4 separate regions of the Homo sapiens genome follow, and regions 2, 3 and 4 are each linked to region 1. Evidence: chromatin contacts called from ENCODE Hi-C or POLR2A ChIA-PET data. All regions are on one chromosome and are shown on one strand. Each heading gives the region's core, a stretch centred on a gene start or an enhancer-like site at or near the end of the contact. The rest is flanking DNA. Distances are from core to core; before and after follow the strand shown. Region 1 holds the start of QTMAN (queuosine-tRNA mannosyltransferase). Region 2 overlaps TEX41 (testis expressed 41). Region 3 overlaps ARHGAP15 (Rho GTPase activating protein 15). Region 4 overlaps TEX41 (testis expressed 41).

Evidence for each region. Hi-C counts contacts between places; a loop is a spot of excess contacts on that map. ChIA-PET counts read pairs that join two places held with the same protein, here RNA polymerase II (POLR2A). Pooled maps may share reads with other maps.
Region 2: a loop to region 1 is called in a map of cardiac septum, with 5 times the contacts of the local background. The contact joins the enhancer-like site here to the promoter of QTMAN in region 1. A Hi-C loop is called at or near these places in 1 of 168 maps with a recorded cell type or tissue (cardiac septum) and 4 of 50 pooled maps. POLR2A ChIA-PET finds 5 or more read pairs at or near these places in 1 of 52 experiments (PC-9).
Region 3: a pooled map shows a loop between it and region 1 (4-fold over the local background). The contact joins the enhancer-like site here to the promoter of QTMAN in region 1. A Hi-C loop is called at or near these places in 2 of 37 single-sample maps with no recorded cell type and 8 of 50 pooled maps.
Region 4: a loop to region 1 is called in a map of ascending aorta, with 2.4 times the contacts of the local background. The contact joins the enhancer-like site here to the promoter of QTMAN in region 1. A Hi-C loop is called at or near these places in 3 of 168 maps with a recorded cell type or tissue (A673, ascending aorta and mammary epithelial cell) and 7 of 50 pooled maps. POLR2A ChIA-PET finds 5 or more read pairs at or near these places in 1 of 52 experiments (PC-3).

Annotation. Positions count from the first base shown.
Region 1 is chr2:144,328,402-144,334,768 of GRCh38, reverse strand. It overlaps QTMAN (queuosine-tRNA mannosyltransferase), which reads left to right and starts at 2,257. Exons shown (of 12, transcript NM_001376312.2): 1 at 2,257-2,330. RefSeq lists an enhancer at 1,624-2,201 and a silencer at 1,983-2,582.
Region 2 is chr2:144,996,055-145,002,421 of GRCh38, reverse strand. All of the region lies in intron 3 of TEX41 (testis expressed 41), which reads right to left. Among named protein-coding and RNA genes, the nearest start is that of LINC01966, 120 kb to the right of the region's middle. Within about 2 kb of position 3,215, at least 4 of the 41 ENCODE cell types and tissues checked have a DNase peak (open chromatin) inside an H3K27ac peak, as active enhancers do.
Region 3 is chr2:143,725,953-143,732,319 of GRCh38, reverse strand. The region is part of intron 13 of ARHGAP15 (Rho GTPase activating protein 15); the gene reads right to left. All of the region lies in intron 4 of ARHGAP15-AS1 (ARHGAP15 antisense RNA 1), which reads left to right. Among named protein-coding and RNA genes, the nearest start is that of ARHGAP15-AS1, 47 kb to the left of the region's middle. RefSeq lists an enhancer at 2,786-3,406. Within about 2 kb of position 1,984, at least 2 of the 41 ENCODE cell types and tissues checked have a DNase peak (open chromatin) inside an H3K27ac peak, as active enhancers do.
Region 4 is chr2:144,934,471-144,940,837 of GRCh38, reverse strand. All of the region lies in intron 3 of TEX41 (testis expressed 41), which reads right to left. Among named protein-coding and RNA genes, the nearest start is that of LINC01966, 56 kb to the right of the region's middle. Within about 2 kb of position 2,727, at least 6 of the 41 ENCODE cell types and tissues checked have a DNase peak (open chromatin) inside an H3K27ac peak, as active enhancers do; they include A673 and PC-3, where a contact is called at or near this core.

The sequences.
Region 1 (6,367 bases), core at 1,008-3,507:
GTTGTGCAACAGGAATCCTTGAAACCAGTGGGACAAAACAGCTTCGACAGAAATACCTTCCTAGCTAATGCCAAGTGCAATTTTATACATCACTCAGACCATGTAGGCAAAGCTGCAAAGTCAAGGAATTTTGATGTTGAATAGCTTTATATAAGTGTTAAATATTAACATGAGCCAGATGCTGGCAGGTATGTGAGACAGAAAGTCTGAGTTTGAACCCTGGCTTTGTTTCCAATTAAGCTGGGTAATATTGGGTAAACAACTTACCCTCTCTGGGCTTCAGTTCTTAATCAGATTAAAAAAGATTTAAAAATTTTTTTCATTTTAAAATGAAAGGATTAGACTCCCAATTATTTTAAGAACCAGTTTAATTATAAAATTATGTAATTCTATTTTTAAAACAATGAAATGGCAGCCATAAACTTTAGGATTTTTCAGATATTGTGGTTCGATTTAGAATTTTTCCATTTTACAATGGGTTTATCTGGATGTAACCCCATGGTAAGTTGAGCAGCTTCTTATGACTTATGATGGGGTTATGGTTTCTACTGAATGCACATACATTTCATACCATCCTAAAGTTGAAAATATTGGAAGTCGAGGACCATCTGCTGTGTTGCTAGCATTAAATGCAATTTTGGCTTACAATATTTTTAACCTACATTGTGTTTATTGGGAAGTAACCCCATCGTAAGTGGAGAAGCATTTTGTATTTTATTCTGTGTAATAGGATTTACTAGTTTCATGTGTAGTCAGAACACTCACTTTCAGGTTTTGGCATTTACTCTTTTCTGTTTCTCAATTTGTGTGAAAGTGGATGGACAGATGGTTTATTAGGCTTTCAAATGCTTACAATGCTGTTGTTCAATTCAACAATGGTTTTAAACTTTGAATGTCCACACAGAGCTGGATTTTGTTTGGAACGGAAGATAGTTTCGACGCTTCAATTTAAGGATAAGAATGTTTACTCACATAACTTAAAGCAACTTGTGGATATAAGTACAAAGACCTAATCGATTTCCTTTATTTTGGTATGTTTCCTAATTCATTTCCACATCACAGCCTAACTCTTCCGAGTTGCAGTTTTAAAAATGAAGTTACTTAATAAACCAGACATCCAGTTATATTTGCATGTTTTGCCTTCACCAGAGTCATTTAACCTACAACCTCCTTCCAGATACAAAAACCTTTACTTTAGAAAGGATCCTTTACTTCATAAAGGAATTTAACGAAGGGACACATTCCTCACTTTACAGTCAAGAACACCTGGGACTTCCTGGTACTCTTTCTACTATGTATTCTATAAATAAAAGAGCTAAAGTGAAATTAGGTCGCAGCGAAAAAACATCCAACATTTGTGAATTTTAAGCCCCAACAGAAAATCCCATTCCTTGAAATTCAAGTGGCAATGAGAATATTATTGCATAAGGAAAATATAGATGGAACTATGCAAGTCAAATGATGGTCTCCACTGCTGTCGCTTTGCTTTGTGATTTTTAATTACTCAATGTGACTCTCCTCGTGTAAATGGGACCGCGAATATGCAATTATTGAATACTCAAACTGCATCAGAAGTGTGTGGAGTAGTCAGAACCGAAAGGACGGGAAAAATGGAGATAAAGGAAAGCATGAGCCTTGCCAGGAGGGAATCGAGGAGGTCCAGAAGGAGGGATATTAAGAGGCATTGGCAAAGCAGCTGTGGAGGAGCTCCGGGCTGCAGAGCAGGTAGAGGTGTCGGCAAGGGAGCCAGGAACCCGCACAGGGGCCCTGAGGCTCTAGTAGGCCGGGGAGTGGACCAGGAAAGGAGATGCAACGGGCCGGCTGGAAAACTGCACGGGGAATCCGAGGTCGACCTAATGAACAGCACAGACCTTCCAGAAGGAAAGAGAAGGTGACTATGCGAGCTTAGAACAGGACTAGGAGGTTGGGGAAAGAGTACGAAAAAGCTGAAAGGGCGGACAGGGTGCTGACGAGATGGGAAAGGGCGCACAGGGAGGTGGGGAGCAGTGCGAGGCCGGGGGACAGTGGGCAGGTGCGAGGAGCCGAGCCCGCGGGCTGGGGCGGAGCGATTCGCGCGGGCGGGAGCGCCGCTGACTCAGGGACCTCGCGCCAGCGGAGTCCGGGCGGCGCAGAGAGGCGGAGCCTCGATTGCGCGGGCGGGCCGAGGGGCGGGACCAGCGCCTGACGCGCCCGGAGGCCGAGGCGGCCGCGGGCCGGGAGGGGCGGCGGCATCCGCGGCGGCCGCGGGGGAGGGGCACGGCGTCAGCGCGTCGCCGGCTGGGCCGCGCCGGTGGCCAGGAGGGAGAGACAAGGAGGAGGAGGAGGAGGAGGTGAGTAGGCTCCGGGCTGGGGAGCCGCGCGGGCCAGCGGGGAGGCGGGGAGCGCGGCCCCTCCCCTCCCCTCCCCGGCGCCCGCCTCGCGGGGCCGCGCTGCGCGGAGATCCCAGAGGGGCAGCAGCGGCGGCTGCGGCGCGGGGAGCCGGGGGCGGGGGGTGTGGGGGAGGCGGAGCTGAGAGCCGCGCGCTTCCCGGGCGCACGCGCTGCGCTCCCTGCGCCGCCGTCCGCACCGCGCTCGGAATGGGGCGTCACGCCGTGGCATTTTGTGCCTTCTGCAAACTGGTCGTGTTCGAATTGCGTTTTTTTGGTGCCTACATGTCGTGCGTGCTGGTTTTCTGCGGCCCGGCGCTCCGCTTCTTCCTCGCGCAGGCTGAGAGGACGGGTGGGGGCACGTCGCCCTCGCGCGGGAGAAGGGAGGCCGGGCGTCCGGGTTGGCCTGAGTTGGCTGGGGTGCTTCGCCGACCACCAGGCTGCCCGGCGCTTGGCCCCTTGCAGTGCGAGCCCCAGGCCTTCCTGACGGAAAGCTTCGCTTCTGGCTCCTAGTCGCCCTCAGTTACCAGACCTCCCCAGCGCCCCACTCCTCTCTGCCAGCCGAGTGTGAAGACCCTCACTGTGCCCCCCACCCCGGAATCCCTCGTCTGAGGATTAAGCACATAACTTCCCATTTTCATCGGGATCCAGACAATCCCATTCTGTCCAGGTGGAAAGATTCTCTGAATTTAAGTCTTGGGAATGCAGCAGCGAAATTTAACCTTTAGTCCCGAAGTAGTTTTTTTGCCTTCTCTCGCACATACAACTTTTAGAGTCTTCTGACAACTGTGCTGCTTTAGGTTATCTTGAGATTCTTAAGTTAATGCCTTGAGGCCGTGTGATGGGAGTTTCAAAGAGAAGGCTTTTACAGCTTTTCTTCCACCTGTATCGCAGTTTGAAATGGAAAACGTGAGTTGATGATGATTTTCCATACGAGATGGATTTCAGTTTGCAGCCCCGGCTGCCGTGGCTCACTTGGTTATTTGGTGCCTACCCCTGAAGTTGATTTTAAAGCTTAAAATAGTGGTTAGGTAAAGGAGCTGCTGAAAAAGAAGTTCAGTACAATTCAATAGAGCCATTCTATTGGCTTCTATTAACGTGTTTAACCTTAAGCTTTAACCATGACAGGAGTTTCATGTAGGAACCCACATACCAAGTGAAATATTGAATTTTAATTAGTGCGTTCCAGGTCTGACTTGGATTAGATTCTTCTCGGCTCCCACTCCCTTTTGGTATACATTTTCCTTAGGGTCCTGTACTGTATTTAATGAAACAGTTTTAGTATTGAGGATTAGAGGAGTACCTCTTGAATCACGAAACTTTCTTTGACATGCTTGAAAACAATGAATAGGTAAAATCTGAAGCATGATACTTGCAATAAGGTAGGAAATAGTAAATTTTTTAACATCACCAGTTTGCAAAGGTTAAGATGGCTTCTTTAGTCTTGATTTGAAAATTGTGTTGGCATTTTAATCTTATGCATCACAGAAATACAGAATTTTCGATGTTTAAGGAACATTAACAGTATAATCCAATCCCATTATTTTATAGAGAAATTAAGAATCGAAGACAGTTTCTTGATGAGATTTAGCAGGAGCTGAATAGAACTAGTAGTCTTCATTAACTAAACACTTAACTAGGTAATTCAGACCTCTTGTACTAAAGTTTGTTTGATTATGGTACTAAAGTTTGTTTGATTATGGTATCTTAAAAAGCCAAGTAATTAAATGAAATTTTTTTCCTTAATTTATGATTTGGACCCATTAGATTAAAATGCCATGAATTGTACATAGTTAGGAAGTATTTACATTCTGTGAGTTTAAACATTACTTTCCAGTGTTTTTGAATTAGCAATTATCTTGCGCTTCAAGAATCGATTCATATTTTTGATTCGGATAGCCTACGTCACTTCCAGCAGATTGGTATTTTAAGAGTCTTAGAGTTATGGTGTATATAAACCGTGGTTTAGTCATGTGTCATTTAATGACAGGTATGTTCTGAGAAATGTGTACTTGTGGGAGCATCATAGAATGTACTCACACAAACCTACATGGTATAGCCTACTTCACACCTAGGCTATATGGTATATAGCTTATTAGTCCTGGGCTACATCCCTGTTCAGCATGTTACCGTACTGAATACTGTGCCTAAACACACCTAAACTTAGAAAGGGTACAGTAAAAATACGGTATTATAATCTTATGGGACCACAGTTGTATATTCGATGTTTTGTTGACTGAAATGTCATGTGATGCATGACTATCACTTAGGAAGGGAAATCCTATCACATGTAATAATCTAATTCCAGCACGCCCAATCTCGCATTTCAAAGTGGACCTCAAGTGCATGAGTCCTGAAGTTCTTGCTGTGGTGCGATGAATTTTTTACATCCCAGAGTACAGTGTTTAGTGTAGACATTTAGTAAATACTTGTTGGCCTGTGCGCACTTTCCTGGTAGGCGCTTCGTGAAAGTTCGGCTATGTCCTACTCATCTGTGTATACCTGTTATCATGTGTAGTGGGTACTCTTTAAATGCTTATGATCTTGTTGGGCTTAATCTAATTTTTGAAGGTAGCAGAGTGCCTGGAAGTCCTGAATCATGATATAGTAAACTTGAACTAACTCAGTTCCTTTTTTGTGTTGAACCAGGTACGCTGTTAGGTTGAATTCCAATATTGAAAGAGGTAGCAGGTGTCAGATACTTTAGAAAAATTGGGAGAAGAAACTTCACACTGCTAATTTTGTTCTGTAACTTATGTTAGTCACTCTGATATTGGGAAAGAACATTATTTTAGTAATAGAACACCTTAGGTGAGCTAAAATAATACAATGTTTCCATGAGAGCAAAGTGTGACAACCTGAATTGAGTGACCCTCTGACTGTTACCATAGGCCACGTTTTACAATTTTGGTTTTATTTTATAAGGATATGTTTTTCAGCATATAGACCTTTATAAGGAACGTAACTTTACTTCAGAGTTTGGACTACCTTGGCAAATTGTCCCAAATGATATTTTAAATAGTTTTAGGTTGTATTTGATATGTTATGCTTCTTGTTGGTATTACATGAAGAACACTGTGTATTCTTTTACTTATATTCTTACCTCTTCTTTTTTTTTTAATATCAGAATAATAGCATGTTTTTTATTTTTATTTTTTTTTGAGGCAGAGTCACACTCTGTCACCCGGGCTGGATTGCAATGGTGTGATAGCAGCTCACTGCAGCCTCCGCCTCTCTGGTTCAAGTGGTTTCCTGCCTCAGCCTCCTGAGTAGCTGGGATTACAGGAATGCGCCACCATGCCTAGGTAATATTTTTTGTGTTTTTAGTACTGATGGGGTTTCACCATGTTGGCCAAGCTGGTCTCGATCGCCCGCCTTGGCTTCCCAAAGTGTTGGGATTATAAACGTGAGCCTCTGTGCCCTGCCTGGTTATTTTTTAAAAAAAAACTGAGGAAAATTTTCAAGTATTTCTCTTGGAAGTACAAACCAACACTCCATTCTTTGAATCTCCGGAGTAAAATTTGGGCTGAGCAGATGCAGAGCCAATTCCATAGGCTGATTCCTAGTTGAACATGTAGAGTCATAGAGGTAATAGCTTTCATAGGGACGTCTTTGAACTACTTTCTTTTTTTTTCTTTCTACTAATATTACTGAAAGCAGTTGTACGGTAGAGTAGGATGGTGTTTAATTTATAGGAAGCAAATCAGCTCACATCTGTAATTGCTGGTTCTGATGTCAGTCCTAGTCTGCCTGGCCTACTCACTGCCAGATCAGTTTCTTCTATTCAGACCGAAGATATTTTAAGACCTCTGTCACCTACAACGGGAAGGATCTGGAATTATTCTGGTGCCCTGAGCATCCATTGCTCACAAAGGTATGCTGTCTCACTATATCCTTTGGATGTACTCAGTTTGCCTGCAAGATTTTCATTTTTAAAGCACTTTTCTCATAAGGAGTTTTGAAATAATGACAAACACCTTAACTAAGTGTGTGTGAGGCAT
Region 2 (6,367 bases), core at 1,966-4,465, 670 kb before region 1:
AAGTCGGAAACGCCTTTATTTTAAATTTAACCACTTCTAACCACCTCCACTCCTAGCCCTCTAAACTATGACCAGCTTTCACCGAGCCTATTCAAACAGCTTCCTCACCAGTGCTTCTTCCCCCTTGCTTCCCTAGAATCTGTGTTTCCACTTAAATGTCAGAGGGATCCTTTCAAACATAGCCAGATAATATCAGTACTATGCTCAAAGCCCTACAGAGGCTGGCCATCGCTTATCCTTGGAGACCCGATCTCTCCAAGGATAAGTCAGATTCCCAATTCTCTCTGCAGTCTCACCTCCTGGCACTCTCTCAGTCACTCACTGCTCTATAGCATCACTGGTCCCTTGTTATTCCTCAAACACACTCAGGGCAGTTTCCTGCTTCAGGGGCTTTGAGTGGCTGCTCTCCTGCCAGGAATATCTTCCACAGTTATCTGCTTGATTTGTTCTATCACTTCCATCAGGTCTGTGCTTAACGGTCACTGCCTCAAAAAGGGGTTCCTAACCACCTTTTCCAAATCAACATGCCCTCACTCTTTATCTTTTTGTTCTATTTTCTTTACAAAAACAAAACAAACAAACAAAAAAAAACCTGACATAATTTGTCTGCTTGTTACCATCTTTCTATTTTCTTTAAATGCAAACATCATGGATATAGAGAGAAGTTTTTATTTTCCCTCTTGTTCCCTCCCCAGACTAGAAAAAGGCTTAAATAGACCTCAAAAGAGGTTAAATGGATATTTATGAAATTTAAACATTAATAAATGATTTCTAATTGTTAGAAAGTTTCACCTCTCCCCTGTATTCTTGTTTCTCCCTTTTACAGTTTCTCAAAAGAACTCCATACACTGGATTATCCACATCTAAGTCTTAACTAGAATGCACCTTCCTTGGGGGGTGCAGCTTACTCCATCCATAGGTAACTAGTCCCTACACACAGTGCTGATGCCCGGCAGGGGCTTCCCCTCACAGCATCCCTGCTGAACTGCCATCTCTCCTCTCCATCACGATTAGCCCGATCAACTGAAAGATGCTTGCTCTGGGATCTTGTCCATTATTTCTTCCAAGAATTGCTAACTACCTAACTTGTTTTTAAATGCTTTCCACACATATTAAAAACTGTTGCCACCAATGGTGGAGTGTGGCTCAGAGTAAAGTGATGCATTATATCATTTTCCCCTAGAAGTCACATATTTCTCTCACTATCCTTTTCTTTACCAGATACAGCAGAGGTGTCCAACAGAAATATAATACAAGCCACAAATGTAAGCCAAATAAGTCATTTTAAATTTTCTAGTAGTCACATTTTTAAAATGTAAAAGAAACATGAAATTATGAGAGCACATTTAATTAACAAAATTTTATCTAAAATATTATGAGTTCAACATGTAACCAAAATGATGATACAAAGTCTTGTATAAATTATGGGGGTTGTAGCAGTCTGGCCATATCATTAATAGCTTAGAGTGATCAGCTGAAGAAGTAGTCAGTCCCACCTTGAATGTTAAAAAGCTGGGATTCTCAAGGAGGGGGTGGCAGAATGCGAGAACCAGGGGTGGGAGTCAGGATCATCTCAGAGAACTTTCTAAAAGAGCATGTAGAGATAAAAAGCATGTGTGATTTGAAAAAAAAAAAAATCCAAAACAATTTATAAGTCACCCTCATTTCCTTCCTAATTTGAGATCCAGAGTGGAAAAGAGAATTCTTCCAATGGGAATGGATAATTAATAAAAATTCTTCCACTTCCAATACTCAAAGACTACATAATATAGAAGCTTGGCATCCTCCCAGCTCTTTCATAAATCATCCCACATTATGCAACACTTATTTTTCCAAATAGAGGTAAAAGATTACATCCTTAAGGTCCATTTTATCTAAATGCATCCCTTTTGGCCCAGTGTGTAGAACATATCTAGATTAATGATTGAGGGCATCTAACTATGAAATGAATCACTATTACCTTTCCTTTTTCCACCCCCCCTCTCTCTCTGTTGGCTTTTCTCTAGTACAGGATTTTTCACAGGACAACAGCTTTTGATTTGGACTTTTAACCTCTTTGGATTGAAGTAGAGAGAGGGCATATTAGAACAAAATTTATGGAGAAATTCAAAATTAAATATCAAAGTGTAGGCATGAATGTGTGGGACAATTTTGATTTGTATTTGCTTTCCCACACCATTTTGTATCCCATGGTAGAGGCTGTCATGAGTAGGGAAGTATTCCAGTTAGTGGAACAACGGCCTGTGAATTCATATATTGGCAACATCTTAATTCTGTTCTGTGACTTAATCTCTCTAAGATTTACATTGTAAAAACAGTAATCTAGACATTTCAGGGTTGCTTGCTATCTAAAGATGTAAAAAACAAAAGTACACAAATGAATGGTTTCAAAATGCTTTTGAAAAATAATGTAAACATCACCAAAAGGTTTTGTTTTTAATTGTCAGATGCTTTCTTTCTCATTTTCAGATGATGACAAACACAATGGCAGACACTCAATATTTCTGAGAGTTTTTTAATATGCAAACTTTTTGATTTGAACATTAAGAGTTTGATAGCACACAATAGCCTCTGTGGCTTTAAAATGCCTTAATTATTTTAAATACAAATGTAAAATTCAGACACCTAGTGTTACTTAAATGCACCCAGGTTTCTGTGGTTTAATAATAACATCTGTTTTGGTTTTTCAACCACAAAAGTGCATTTAATCTGTTCTTCCTTTAGTTGAACTTTTCACATCTGCTTCGGCTCGGTTCCCATAAGCTAAAGACCAGATCTTTTCCAAAAGTAGGAAGTCTACCTGTACGACTGTTGTTCTAGCTCAAAAGATCTGTTTTTAATACCAGCTGAAGATTTCAAAAGAATAACAAAAATAAACTTCTTACCCATAATGCACTTCTTATGCTTTTTGGCTTACATATCAGTGCGGTCATTTTATGAATGCAATACTGCCTGGACATTTTAAATTAAAACAGTGAATTGTCAGATCACACATGCCCAGGTAGTCCCTGATCTCTTAAGTTTTTTAATCATGGAAAAAGAGTGTATTCTATTAAGTTAATTTTTCATGAAAAAGTTATACTAAGGATGGACAGTGGCTTAAAAACCTCAGTGGTTTTTTTTGGACACACACTTAGTGCTTATCTGAATCCCATGGGTCCTGAAAAGTAGGCCGGAAAATGTTGCAAGGACAACATTACTTCACAGATTTTCCACAATTGTTTGCTGCCTCCGAGGCTTCAGCTCTTATAACCAATCCTAAGAGACCTATCTAAAATCAGAGACTGTGAAACCAAATCCTAATAAGCGTCTTTGAAAACCAACCAAGGTGCTGAGATGAAACACATTTTTCTTTACGTATGAATTTTGGTAGAGAAAATTATTGAATAAATGAGTGCCTGGGTTAGATATGTGATAATTGTTTTTCTCAAGTGGAAAGATTGACTCTCTTTATCAGCATTCACAAGAGATTGAACAAAGCTGAATATTCAGTCTTTATTTGGACAAGATTTAATTGATATCAAGTTAGTCTAATTATTTTATTTTAGAAAGTTATTTTGAATATGTGAGATGCACATAATTATATATTTTTCCTGATGTATGATTATGTAATTATACGTGGTCCTGTTTACAGGACAGAGCAACACAGCATGCTGCAATTAGTAGGTGTTCAACTCATGTTTGGTGAATGAGGCCTAATGAGGCAATATAATGGAGAGAGCCCGGTAGACTACCTTTGTCGATGCAAACAAGATGATTCTGTGATTTGAATAATTTCCCAATGTCTTACGTAAATAGGAGTTGTCAGCAGGGGTGATTCAACTTAATTCAAAAAATATTTACTGATTGCATGACATGTGCAAGTCACTACAATAAGCAGAGTAACAAATACAGGAATAAGCATGAGTTTTACAAAGTTAAAGTAGCAAATTATGAAAAATGCCTTAAGAAAAATAGCAAAACACTGTTATGGTGGAAATAGCATTTGAGACAGGCCTTGAAAGAAAAGTCATCAAAATTTGGAGAGTGTTGAATACGAGAGTTTTGAACGAAAGGTGAGAAAGAAAGTGATCTGGTAAGACAGCAAAAGATTTCAGGTCTAGAGAACATAATTAGGAAAAGTAGAGAATGACAAGCAGTTTCATTTGTCTCATGGACAAGGATAAAGATAGAAGAGTAGCCTGGTGGTATGCTATGGAACACTTTAAATGCTCTGCCAAGGAGCAGGCACATCATATAGTAGACAATGAGAGCCTGAATCTTCAAATTAGGTTTTCTTAATGGTATTCAAATATTTACCACAAATTTCCATCATTTTGCCAGCAAAGACAGATCTAAACAAGTACATTTTTTTCCAAACTTGGTCAAAATCATTTGGTATTGCTCTTAAATTTATTTTTCATTTAAAAGATAAGTCGTGGAGGGGGATATCTGTCAAATTTTCTGAACCTTACATTCATTGCTGGGCTTGAAGATAAAGCATAAGAGGTCCTTTTACAGTTCACGCAGAAGAAACAGTCTCTGGAAGAGAGAAGGAAACCCTTAAAAATATGAGTAGAAAAGCCATTTGTGGAACTTCTTGCACCCAAATACTCAAAATTAAGTGCTATCAAGATCTATTTGACTATTGGCAATTCTAAGAAGAAGGCTCCCTATATAAACCATTAGTTAAATGACAGTTATTGAGATTTTTATTTAATGACAAGGAGGAAGGAGAATATGACACAAAATAAGACAAAGACTTTTCCTGTGTGATTTTGGATCTAAGCACTTATTTATAACTATTGTAAATATAACTAATATTTTGGTCACTTTGTTGAGAGAGTCATAAAATCAACTCTATAAATATTAATTGAGAAAAGCACCACGATGAAATTTTTCAATGCTTTAACATAACAGTGATGGGATGTTGAGAAATACGGAATTTTGTTTTGTTTTGTTTTCATCATGATGCTACACAGACAGAATAGGGATGTACATAGCTAGGTGTGTCTATCTGTGTGTTATAGACACATACACACATAAAGGAAATATAATTTTAATATTTCTGCCAGTCTGAGATTAAATAGAGTGATATGGGTCACACCCTCGGTGGTTCTTTATTTACCTTTTATGGGGACATGACAATGTGGATGGAATATGGAACAGAAAGGAGAAAAAGATTTAGTATGCTCCAAATGTCCCAAACCAGCTTGTTATTATTATCCCTATATCTTCTTCACTCCAACCTGACCTGCTTCCAGTATTATCTCCCATCTACTGAAGAATATAAAGCAATGCTCATGACTTCCGGCCCTATATCCAACCCAACATAATGCCTTACACCTTTACTCATGAAGTATTTTTCAATTTCAATTCTATCACCAATTCTACCACCCTAATCCAAGCCACCACTGTGCCACATGTAGAGGCCCGTGATAGTACATTATCTGTTCTAGTTTCACCCCCCCACCCCAACCCTTCTCCAATTCATTTTCCATGCAGCGGGCAGATGGCTATGATCTTGTCACCACCCACTACCTATCTCTATCCCTTGCTATTGCTCTTAGGATGTTTCTCACTGTTGTACCTATTCCATTTAGCTATGATGGAATTAAATTTATTTTAATTGCTGTGCTCAGATGGGAAGAAAGACTGATAAATAATGAGATAAATGAGGGAACTGGAAATATTCAGAGATTGGTCATTTTGCTTTTATGCCCTGAAGCAATGATATTTCACATTAAATAAATTTTTTTAAAAAAGGCAGTTTCTTCTCCAGGGCAACATTATCTTTGTTTTTTTATAGAGTTCCCATGATTACTCATTGGTTTGGTATTCTGGAGTTTGTGGACTTTATTCAGAATATGAGAAACCTAATTCTTTATAAGTCAAAAGCAAGTACTGAAAATTTAATTCATAAAGAAAAGAGTTTTCCACATATTTTCACAGGCTTCCTTAAAAATCTTCCCCATTTTGCTCGTCACAGTACTTCCAGAAGGGATCGTGTTATTACGCAAGATTTCAAGTAGGGCTGCTATTGAGGAGGCTACCTGGACTCAATTTTTAACTTTATATTTCAGAATTCCACCATGTGTTTTTCCTTCTCATAAAGGATCAAAACCACATCATGACAGAACAATCTGTGAGAATCATAGGCTTTTAACAAGGAAGAAACGGATTAAAAAATACTTCACGCCTTATTAAAGAAATCCCTATGTTCCTCAAAAGCACTTTTTAGCATCTTATTAGTGGCATTTGATCTGACTGACATATTGACCAGTAATTGGAGCAGAAGATGGATCTATTCCACTTAGATCACAAAGGGAATAAAAATTTTGGCTGTAAATTCAAGACGGACAACTTCCAAATAATTTCTTTAGAATAA
Region 3 (6,367 bases), core at 735-3,234, 600 kb after region 1:
CTATGAGGTTCCAAATGCTTGTTGGATTTGGGCCAAATTTTATTCCAGGCTTGCTTCATTCCCTGTGAGTCATTTTACCTCCATGTAGGTGTCCAGTGATTTTTACTGTTAACTTGTGAGAACATTTCTGCTTTGCTTGTGCTAACTGACCACATCTGTCCAGAGGCAACAAGATTCAGAATTTCTTATTATTTTCCCTTTTGCAAGTCAAATTGGTGAAAGGAACAGGTTCCAAATCATTCATTCATTCATCTGTCTAATTCACAAATATTTAGTGATTTTTATGTGCAAGTAACTCTGAGAAGGAAGGCAATTTTGCATAGAAGCTGGCCACAGGGGCTCTGGATTCAGACATACTTGCATTTTAAATACTGACCCCATCACTTTTAGTTGGTTGATCTAGGAAAATAACACCTTCTCTCTGGATGCTAGATTTTGCTTCCATAAATTGAGGATAATAATGACTTTACATGGTTGTTGAATTGAGAACATGTATTTAAAATTTTTCAGCAAGATATGGGACATATGGTTAGTATTCAATAAGTTGTGTCTATTCGTGCTATTCTGCAAGAATCAAAAAATAATAAGCATAGCCTTTGCCCTAAATTCACTATGCTATATGCAAGCATCAAATTCACCTTTACAGCTATTCATAAGAAAGGCTATGAATTCAAAGTATGGAAAAGTCTCTGCAGTTAGGACCAGATCTCTGAATAGCAGATCTAAAAGAGCAGGATATTGAGCCAGGTCCTCTGAAGAAGTGGTAGAATCTGGGATAGGCAGAGAGCGCACAGAGGAACCTGAACTGGAGGGACGAGTGTGGAGAAAGTCCTAGAGAGGGAGATGTATGAGGCATGACTGGAATTGATGAGAAAATTCATTCATTTGGTGGAAAAGAAAAGCCTTCTTATATGGAGGTAATAGAGACCACCAGGCAGAGCTAAGAAAATGAAGCACCAACAATTTGATAGAAAAGGAATCTCTGTGATGGAATTACCCCCATTGGAAACCAGAAAATCTAACAACTCTAACTGTATTTAACGACCTAGAATAATTAGTCAGTTGGAGCTCAAATGCCTTCAAGGTAGTTTATTTCCATTTTCTTTCCACAATTTAAAGTAAATTTGGGTTATAGAACATGCAAAGTGGCTAGATGACTTGGGAAAGTCCCAAGTTTGCTCATCTTTGAAATGAGAGGATTGAGCAGTTTCCTTTCTAGCGTTTCACCTCTAAAACCAATAGACCATTTCCCTCTTAAAAATGAGGATAAAAGTCAACTATTACTCTCTATTGCTGCTCCACTTCTACTGGCCTCTTGGATGTCTCTGGTTAAACTCCCAGATGTCTGCAATAAATTCTGTGCACACTGAATCAAAAAAAAAAAAAAAAAGCCTTTTTCCCTTTTTTTTTTTTTTTTTTTTTTTTTTAAAGGAGTGCTCTAGGTGTTGACTGGACTGAAATTGCACAAAATTAAAAACAAAACCAACCCCTTCCCACACACCACCCAAACAAAAACCTTCTATATGTATCTGGAAGCCACTTTACTACTTCCTGATTTTTAGACTCAACAGTTACATTTTTAAAGAGACACTGCACTGTGGAATATAAACGTGTGAAATCTAAATACAAAATATAATGAAGCCCCTTGAACCAAGTCATGCAATGAGAAAATTTTAGGGCAGCCAGGCACTTTTGACTTTTGAACTCTATTTCTAGCTGTACTGCTGTTATTTGGTGGGTTTCGAGATGAGGCCAGCAACTTCCTAAGTGGCTTAGTTCACTCATTTTCAGAAGACACCCCTTATTCTCATGTTTGCAGCATCCTTCTTATAAGGGGCTTAGGATATTTAAGCCTCAACATTGTCCAATACGGAATAGTATACAGTCTTTATGAATTACCAGTTTGAAAGACAAAGAAATATTGCATACTTTTGTGTCAGCACGGGAAACACCCTTTTGTGAGTCACTCTCCAGCAAACTGAAAGAGACATACGATTACAGTGTGTGTCTAGGCCTTTCTAAGCCTCCAGCTCTAGGGACAATGAAGAACAGTAGAGGATGGTGGCTGGCACCAAGCACAGGTGACCAGAGAAATATCTTCTCACTTTGGCTGCGTTGTGGCAGCTCTTATTTTGGAATTTCTACTCTAGTATATGCCCAGTCATGTTACTAACAAACCCTTTTATATCTTCAAAGTAGCTTTCTATATATGGTGGTCTTTATCTTCTTTGAAAGCCATTCATTAGAACACTCCAAGTAATCTGATTTTCCTCTGTTCTCAATTCCTTGCCTCTTCTGTTTTTCTAAAGTCCAATTCCTGACCTCTATTAATACCTTTAGGACTCCTCTGTGGTCTTACCCCACTTTCTAGAACACATACTTATTTATGATTTCTCCCTCTCACCTCACAAAAAATCCCTAAACTTATACTTCTTCCAGAAAACTTCCTGGCTAAATGGAAGACTAGTCAAGATAACTTTCAACATGTACTTTCTAAAAATGCATTTAGTCACTTTGATTTAAGGCAATCTAAATCATTATTTCACTTGGTTTTCAATCTGTGTCTGCAATATCTCTGCTTTGCTGTGATCTATCTTAGCTTGTAACTTTGTAGAGAGAGCAGGATGTGTCAAATTCATTTTGAGAATGCCTTTGTAAGGTGAAAATTTGTTTTTCACAGATCTCATATTTATTGAGCACCTACTACATGCCAAGCACTGGACCAGCTTCTAGCATTACAGGGATGAACAATATATGTTCACCACTGTGGAAATCATCAAAAGCAGTAGCTGTTTCAATAGAAGTAGGCGTAATATGCAATGATGGTAAAGACTTGGAAAACAAAAGTGAATCGGACCAGGCAACAGCCCTGCTGAAAATGTGGGTGGCCAGTGAAAGTTTCTCTCTAAGGCCTTTTGACTTGATGAAAGACTGTATTAAATTGAATGTCAAGCAGATTTGACCCAGGAAATAATGACCAGTGAACAACAAGCAGAGCCTGATTGATTTCTACTTCCTGCATTGCTTAATAATCCTTTTAAAAGTGTTATTGTAGATGCCCTTGATTAGGGAAATGCATTTCCATTTTCTGAGCTGTAGGGTCTAAAACTGTGTTTGCTTTCTTGCTTTGTTCTTGCTTGGGTCCTTCATTTATCAGAACAATACTAACAAATGGCTCTTTTCTCAGGTATGTGAGCCGCAGGGGTAACTCAGACCTAAATTGCCTTTTCACTTTTTTTCTTGCTATGCATGCACATGCAAAAACGTCCACCTTCAGACTTTTTACTGGTACATCGCGGAGGAAACTTGAGTGTCGGTTTAAGTCTGCGTAACTGAGACCATAGCTCTGTGGCTTTCACTGCACTTCCCAGTGCTGAGTAGACTGCTGGGATTCCACAAATAAATAATAAAAATAATAATGATTTTTCAAGCATTTGGAAATGCTGAGTTGAAAGGTGTGGTGTAAGTGCAATGTTTTATTGTGAGAGTGGTAGCTCACGCATTATCTGCTCCTAATGGAGGGCGGCAGTAATGGAGAGGGAGGCACTTATGCCTCTAGACCGGGGTCCCTGAAGGCGGGGTGGGGCTCGGTCGGGCACTGTGGTAACACTTACTGTACACAGGAACTGCTTCCTTCCAGTCTAGCAAGAAGGTATGAGAAGAGTCATGCTGCTGCTTGTTCCCCTAAACCTTACAAAGTCATCATTGTTTCATTCCCATAGAGGATGTGACTGAAAAATCATACTAGAAGAATACTCCAGACTTACAAATATTAATTTAGGTTTTAGTTTGGGGCTCAAATAAATACATCATTGGTACGGGGCATGTCAACAGCTTGGATGTGAATATACCCTTTGTGTGTGATATGGGCTGAGTTATCCCACCTAACCCCACCCCAATTTATATGATAAGGCACCAGCTACCGTTAGCTCAGAATGTGACTGCATTTGGAGACTGGGCCTTTAAAAAGGTCATTAAGTTAAAAATAAGGCCATTAGGGTGGATTTTAATCCAATTTGACTGATGTCCTTATAGAAAGAGGAAATTTAGACTCGCAGAGAGACACCAGGGAAAAAAAGCACAAAAGTAAAACCACGTGAAGGGTAAAACAGCAAGAAGGTGGCCATGTGCAAGCCAAGGGGAGAGACCTCAGAATAAAACAAACCTGCTGATATCTTGACCTTGGACTTCCAGCCTCCAGAAGTGTGAGAACATAAATGGCTGCTTTTTAAGCCGCCTGGTGTGTCGTATTGTGTTATGGCTGCCCTAGCAAACTAACACAGTCTGGGATTATCCAGACTTCAGATTCACATTGAACACTGCAGTATAATATAGAAAAAAGATACACATTTTTAAAAAATTCAGTATAGTCTGAATGCTTTTCCAGCTAACTCCATAACTTTAATTATAAAACAAACGTAACCTGTGTCAAATTATGAATATGTTAACATATTGAATGAGGACAAGAAAAATAAGCACCAGATTTAGGCTCCATAGGCATTTGAAGGTAGAGTAAAAAAAATCTGGTTTCCTTGACCACATTGTCATAATATGCATATATAACAGTTTATTGAATCCAGGCTGTGTAGACAACCAGAAGAACTCTGTCTCCATACCATTACAATGCATGCCCACAACAAAGACTCATGGAGAACAGCCCCGTTCATTCGATCTGTCTGAGCCTTACCAACATGAGAGCTGAAAACCTTACCTCTGTCTAAAGTATATCTATGTAGCCATCCATAAGTTATTAACTGGAGTCCCTGGGCTCTGCTGCTGAAAATATTAATATATTCAAATCTCATTCTAGCTACTGCAAAAAACAGTACATCAGATAAATGCATTAATATCTTTCTTAAACAAAAGAACCTGAGGTTATTTTTTTAAAAGTTTCTTTCTTTTTCCTTGGACTCCCACTGAAATATAGGTGATATATGGCCGAATAAGGTAAAGCGGCCATCAGGTACCAAAGTGCAGGATTGACTGTATCTATAAAACTCTGTTTATTATACTTGAAATACAACACTCTTTCGTGTGAACTGTAGGCTGAGTACTGTTCATCACATCCAATGGCAGAAATGTTTTCTTTTTACTTTCTTAGACATTTTACCCAGTGGAAATGACATGTCCTCTAATTGCAGTTGATGCTACCTCTACCCTATCAATATTCTCACCTCATCCTAAGGGCTGGCTCTTTTGCATACAAGTACAGCCTCAGTGGAGTTGGAAGGCAAAGCTTTGCTGAGAACCAGCAAGCCGAGTGGAAAGGCTGGAAGAGGTTAGGGCAGTGATGGAGGGGGTAACTGAGACTTAGCCCTTTAGATCACTGCTCTGTGTCTGTGGATCCCAAGCTGAGATTTATATATCTATATAGTGACCAGCCTTTGTGCTATCCAGGTTTGCCTTTTGCTATTGGCTGCAGTTAAGGCCCTTTATCAATGACAGCAAACAAAGTAGGTGGTCTTCTACTTCTTTCTTGCAGCAGGAAAAAAATAGTGACATAATTTTTCACAGCCTGAAATAATTGTGGAGGTACAGATACTTGGTTAGGTTCACTATGAATTATTAGTGGAAAAGTGGGTCTCAGAAGTACGTTACATGTGAAATATTTTTCGTCACTTGAACATGTGCCGTCCAGAGCTGGCCCTGTTCTAGCCGTCACAGGGAACAAACATTTCACATTCACAGATGCTCCCAATTTGGTGTGGTTTGGAGTGTAATTTAGATCAAACGTCTCCATGTAAATGAGTCAGGGTTTCTTAATTAGGTGCCTCTAAAGCAAAACCTTGGACCACATCAGTAGGTGTGGGTGTGGTACCCACAATACTGGAATCTTTCCTATAGACCAGGCTCTCAGTATCATTCAAATAAAGCTTTTTTTTTTCTTTTTTTTTTGGTTGTTTTTTTCAGGCAGAGTAATAAATCTGCAGATGGCATAGACAGAAAGACGCTACTTTAGAAGAGCTGTCTAAAAACACTGCCTCTTTGGCAAATGCCTTAAAGTAGGTCATTCTGCTGTGATTTAGCTTTTTCTTTAAAATTGATTGCCAGCTTTTTGTTCCCATTACAAGTAGGGTGCATTCCAGTCCACAGACTTGTTCTTAATTTTTCCAACTGGTATTTGTTTACTAGGATTTGCAGATCTTCATATGAAAATGGCCAATACCCTGTCACAGTGCTAATCATGCACTTGACCACAATGCGAAATGGATCCTGGTGATAATCTGGCAATGCTGAAATATTAAATGCCTTAAACACCCAGTCTTCCCACAGCAAAACTGCATTGATTTATATGGGTAGGTTTGTTGAAATAATTGTCCCATCTTTTATACATGCACAAAGAAGAGGTGACAGGATGTAAATGGAA
Region 4 (6,367 bases), core at 1,478-3,977, 610 kb before region 1:
GAAGGGGAAACATTTTCAGAGGAGCTATTATTGGCTTGGTTGTCATTATTCTTGTGTTCACTTCTCAAATATTTGTTTTGAGAACATATCATAACATAAAGGGGTTTAGAGCCAGACAGTCCTGAGCTCAGGATCTTAGTTCTTTTTCTTTCTGGGTGATTCTGTGCACATCATTTATCTTCTTGGTGCCTTATTTCCTCATCTATGAAATGGGAATAAAATACCCACCTCTCTCACTTGCTGCAAAAGTGGAATGAGATAATATATGCAAAATTTCTGGCAACTAGTAAAAAATCCATTAAAAAATCTAGATCTGATATGATACTGAATTTTGCAGTTTGTCATGTAGACATGGCCATTATCTCTGCAGAGTGGAATACAATATATTAGAGACGTTTCAGCAACAACTGAAGTCCATTTCCATTTCCCTGGAGTCTACAGTGTTTAAAGATTTGACATTATGGAAGTATATTGTCTTCATTAATTTATGTTAATTTTTAATGTTAGTGTTGCATATGCTATAATATATAGGGAAACTTGTGTAAACACACACACGTTCACAAGCACAAATATGCAGGGTGAAAGAGTCCTGACCCTAAGAAAGCAGATTTTCATTAAAGCTTCAATCTAGAAGATAATATCAAGTGTTAACTGTAACAGTGCCATTTTTGTTCGATATGGAAATAAAAATAATTCTTAAAATGAAAGATGTTCTGAAATTAGCAAAACCACGGTGTATATATTTATCATATTTTATAAAAATGTGACTGAAATTAAACTTTAGAGCTTGACAATTTTGTCCAATGAAACAGACATGCAAACTACGCTTGTTTGTTTTCTTGCATATCTGTTAATCATGTGTTTCCTTTGGCATCTATCAATTTCTTTTCAAAGCCACAGAGCTTATCTCCTGTTAGAATAGGTCTATATGGGCATCTCATCAGATATCTAGATGGTTAAGTTGTACGTTTGATACACTGGTGATGTTAATGTAATATTCTGATGGGTATCTATTAGCATGTACATCACCAAAGCACAGACTCTCTATCGTCTGAGACAGTGGCTGCCCGGTCTGTGTCAGTGTCAATCCACACCAGAATCACAAGAATGAACAAATGTGACAGGAGAGGGCTGTACCAATTACAGATGAAGGGATAGTATCTACTCCCACCGTTTGATGTGATTTATTTGGCGGTCTCTCTGCATTTGTAGGCAGCAGATTGTAGCTGTTTATGAAGTGACAAATGGTACTCAGTGACAATGAATGACTTCTCTAATCAATTTAACTTGTCTAAAAAGTGGTCATGAATTGTGGTATTCATCAAATGTCAGTGAATACAAAAAAGATTGAACTTCTTGTACTAAAAACATATATTCCAAATATAGACCAAAAAAGTGAGAGAAATGAGTGATGAAATTGGTTTGTTTAAATAATTTTTAAAGGTGTTTTAAAAACAAAATTTTAAAAGTGTTTCACGCAAAGATTTTTTTTCAGAGAAGTGCTATATTTTATTGATTGGAGAGAGATTTTTTTCTTGTCCAGTTTTATTTTGCTGAAGGGTACATAATTATCTACATAAATGCATAATTCTCTGGTGGAAAAATAAAAACAACTGGGTTTGTCAGTGAAATAATTGAGACTCTTTTCATATAAAAAGCCTTTTAAGCTTATGATTTCAGTATTGACTAAAGTTTTCAATTATTGTTTCACCCTTTTAAATAAAACTATTTGGGTCTAAGTGACTTTACTGATGAATTTATTGAATTCATTGTGAAATATTTAAAAATAGTAATCTATTATGAATGGGTTAGATCACATAACCAGAGGTTGTTTACCTTCAACATTTGAGAAACACACATATTTTTAAACTTACATGTATTTCAAATAAGACTTTTGTCTCACACATATATCTAGTATACAGTGGAATAAAGTCATAAGCTGAGTTAACCTTATACAAGTATATTTACGTATGTATTTCAACTTATTAGATGTAGGTAGTCTTTTCCATACTTAATACAAACCACTACTGCTATAAGCCAAGAATGATTTTTTCCTATCTCTGTATTATTCAAATTTATTAAACAATATTTCACATTTGTTTGACACAATGTCAAACTCAGGACTCCTAAAGAACTGCTGTAGCTTTGGAACTGTTATGCTTTCTTGGACTTTAATCATTTTTGGCAAGGCTCCATTTCCTGTCAGAAAGTGAAACAGCTTTGGAATGTCATTTTCACGAAAGAAAACAGAGAGAATCCGAGAGGAAGTTCTCCTCCACTCCAGATCCCCTAAGATACTCAAACATGCTCACAGGAGGGCTGGAATACATCAAACATTAGCAGAGGGAAAAGGACACAATTTTCCCACATTAAAATACATGGATAAAGTTGAACTTCTGCTAAAAATAGTTCCCATGACTAATCCTATTAAGTTTAAAAAATTGGGCAGTATCCTCCCTGAAGCAGAATTACTCTCTGCCATCACACTCTGCTGTTCCCCCACACTCCCCAAGCCAGCAGGCCCTCAATATTAGGCCCTCATCTTTCCCTCTGTAATGACATTTGGGGAAAAGGGAGAAAGAAAGAGATCGAACAGTGCCTTTTATTCAGGTCTCAGATATCAAAGGAAACCAAAAACAAGATATAAAACTCAAAATTATCTCAGAATACCAACGATTCGAAAGAGCAGTGTACTGTTCTCAGTAGATCTGCAATGTTTTCCCACTGGCTCTTGGACTCACTCTGTGTCCCCAGGGAACAATGAGATTGCAGAAAGCAAACGAAGATTACTCTGAGATATTCCACTTTAAGGCCTAGAAATGGATTCACAAATTAAGCAGCAAAATGAAAAAGTCTCTCCTCTTTTGGACTTGCAAGCCTGTGATTTTTGCCGCATGTGACAACCTCATTAAGGAAAAGGAAGAGATTTAAAAGGATCCCTGAAAAAGGCCAACCAAGCTAAAAGATTCTGAACCCAGTACACATGTTGTTATCCAAAAGAGAGAAAGCCATCGGTACTCTCCCCATCCTGCAGTTCACACGGATAATCCATGTTACTCTGGTCTTTTAGAGGCGCAGATACAGGAATATAAAGGAGTCTCTGCTGAAGGAGTCATTAGGTACCATGATATTGGCATATGTTAGCTAAGTGATTAGCAAGGGTGAGGTTCAGCTGCAATCAAACCTAAACCCAGCTGATGCCATTAACATGCTGGATCTAATGAACACCACAGACCACATTAAAGTGGAGATAGCAAAATGACAATAGTAGAATGGCTTTTAATGAAATTATCAATCCAAGAAAGGAGGGAGATAGATGTCATCTAAGAAACCTTTGTAAAATCACTGGACAGTCACTTACGTAAGCACTGCTTTGAAAGGGCAGGCAGGTAACCCACCCCTAATTGTCAAGAGATGCTTTAGACATTGGGGTTTTTTAAGCAAAGTGGTGCATCTTTCTAGTTCTGCATTAGCATGCTCAAAGTGAATTGACCAACTGATTTGGACCAACTGATTCCACACTGTCTCACTACAGTGTGCAAATGCCTCCAGCTACATAAGTCATAAAGAAAAGATCTTTTGTTATAGATCTTAAATAGAATTGCACATGCTTGAGCTAATCCATAATTCACAGCCACTTAAGGGTTGGATCTTATCTGTATATATGCATATCATTGAAAACTGTGACCTAGAACTCCATCAATGTGTAGTTTTGTCCTGAAAAGATCCCTTTACCTTAAAGCTAACCACATTTTTCAACTTGCCTTGCATGTAAGAAAGTTTCAGGTTAATAGTTGCCAAAGCAATTGAGATGGAATTTTTTTGAAGTTTACCAAAAGAAAGTAACTCTCTCAGGTTCACAGGCTCTAGAGTGAGTAGTTAAGAATGTGGGTACCGTAAGCCACACTGCATAGGTTTAACTCACAGCTCTGCTCCTTACTAATTCAAAGTTGTAGTTTTTGTGACTAGACTAAGGCAAGAGAAAAATAAAGCATATAGACAAGGAATGATTGAAAGCAACAAGAAGTGTTTTCTCTTCCTCCTTTGGGTGCCAACCCTATAATTCCCGCAATGCTGAACTCCAGTTAGTTAGTGAGTGAGTTATTTAGTTCGTGAGTGAATTATTTAGTTCGTGAATGAGTGAGTTTTGGCGGTGGCCTTCTATGGACATACATGGCTTGTCCTCTCCCTGAACCATCAAATCTGAATCACTGTCTCCTGGGAGCAGCAAGATCCAGGAGACTGTGAATTCAAACTTTCAGAAACTTTGCACAAAGCATGTATGTCAACAAACAGAAATAATTAGCAAGGATGAACCATCACTCTTTAAAGCAGGAACATTCCACATCTAGAAAGGTTGTAATTTTAGAAGCCATTTATAAAAGTTTTGGGGCAGCATGACCCAAGCTCAGAGGACTTCAGGTTTCTATTTAAAGCACCAAATCACAATAGACATTTGATTTAAATTTTTATTTTATTTTACGTTCCGGGATACATGTGCATGACGTGCAGGCTTGTTATATAGGTAAACGTGTGCCATGGTGGTTTGCTGCACCTATCAACCCATCATTAATTTTAAAATTTAAAATAAGCAAAGGAGTTGTCATTTTTGCAACATAGGGTATAGGTCTGATTTTAGTCCATGTGGATTCACAGCCTCTCAGACTCCTGAGAAAATATAAGCCCATCTCTCTAGTCTTAGGGGTGCTAGCTGCAATTCAGATTTCTGTGTTCTAATTCTACTGTACTGCTGGCTAACTGTGCAACTGCTTAGTTTATCTTTCTGTGCTTCCGTTTCTTTCACGTGAAATGGGGATAATAATCTCAATTACCTCATGGGGTTATTTTAAGGACTAAGTGATATAGTAAGCATTGAGTCCCTAAATCACTGACTAGCACACACAAAACCCACAATAAACATTAACTGTTGTAATTTGTTGTGGTAGATATCATTGCAGAGGTTTATCATGTCATGTGTAACCTTCTTAATTCCTGATTCCTAGTGACCAGTTCCTCTTTTCTTGTGCCTATACCCACATCAGCTAAACTCTGTTACAAATTCCAGTATGAGTTTTATTTCTTCAGGTCTTCCCTAATTCCTCCTCATCATAATGGCCCTAAATCTTTTTAGTAATCCAGTAAAGCCATCATCTCCTGTTCATCTCTCTGCTACTTGCTCTGTCCTGTTTCTCTTCTCGATGGGACTAATTTCTTTGGTCACTGACTATCAGCCTTGGTGTCCCTAAATTCAAAAGCCAGGCTTTGTAATCTAAGAGAAACTTTTCTGCCGCATAAACATGTTTGGGTTTATTGGCCAGCTGAGTTCGCCAGTAAATGACTGCAACTCTACTTACTTTTCATGGTTGCTTTTGTGTCGTCTTCTTTGTAAGCCCAGCACTGAGGGCTACACCCAGAGTGCAAAGGAATGCCTGTAGGCAGATAGTCACCAAAGATGACTCTGACGAACAGCTTGCTGCAGCTCTAATGGTGAGACATATAAAATGCATCATACATTAAATTTAATGTTGCCTCATTAGTCTCAATTAGTTTCCTACATTACACCAGGATTATGGTTTCTCCGTGTTTATGTTTTCTCCTAAAAACAAGTCTACCCCAGATAATGCTTCAGTATACTTTTTAAACCTTTGAATAAAAATGTCCAGTAATGGATTAATATCAATAACAGTCTTGATCTTAAAAAAAAAAATCCCCAAGGAAAGGCAAACTAAATCATCAAATTTCTAAAGAGTTTCATGTCATGCATAAAGCCTAAAAAAGAAGTCCTGGAATTTTACTTCTTTATTTTACTCAGGAATAAACTTAAAAACTGCAAACATTTGTTCACTAAGAAAAGTAATTGCCCTATTATTTTCTTTATTCCCCTTTCTATCATTATGCATAATATGTGGTATGTTTTTTCGATAAAAGAATAGTTGCTTCCCTCCTCCTCTCCTCATTTCAGTTTAACTTTTCCTTTTATTGGCATCTATCATGAAGACATACCGCATTCAGTATCATCATAGCTATTAAAGAAGAAAGGGACTTGAGAAACGATGGAGAGCAACCATTTTTTAATAATAAAGAAATTGAAGCTCAGAGGTTTTAGAAACTTGTGGAGTCCTGTAGGTAAGTAATGGTGCAACCATGACTAGAAGAGAGGTGCTCCGGCCCACAGTTCATCATATATGTGATGGCTCCACAATGAATGTGAGGATGTAAACTGCTGTCATGGCCCAGTGCACCCTGCAATGCAGGCCTCTCCACCCATGGACTCTGAGTTCACATCTTTGTGCAACTGCCTTTTCTGAACAGACTGAAATACCTGTTGCTTGGCTTCATTTTTATGAGTAATTACACACTCATAAAA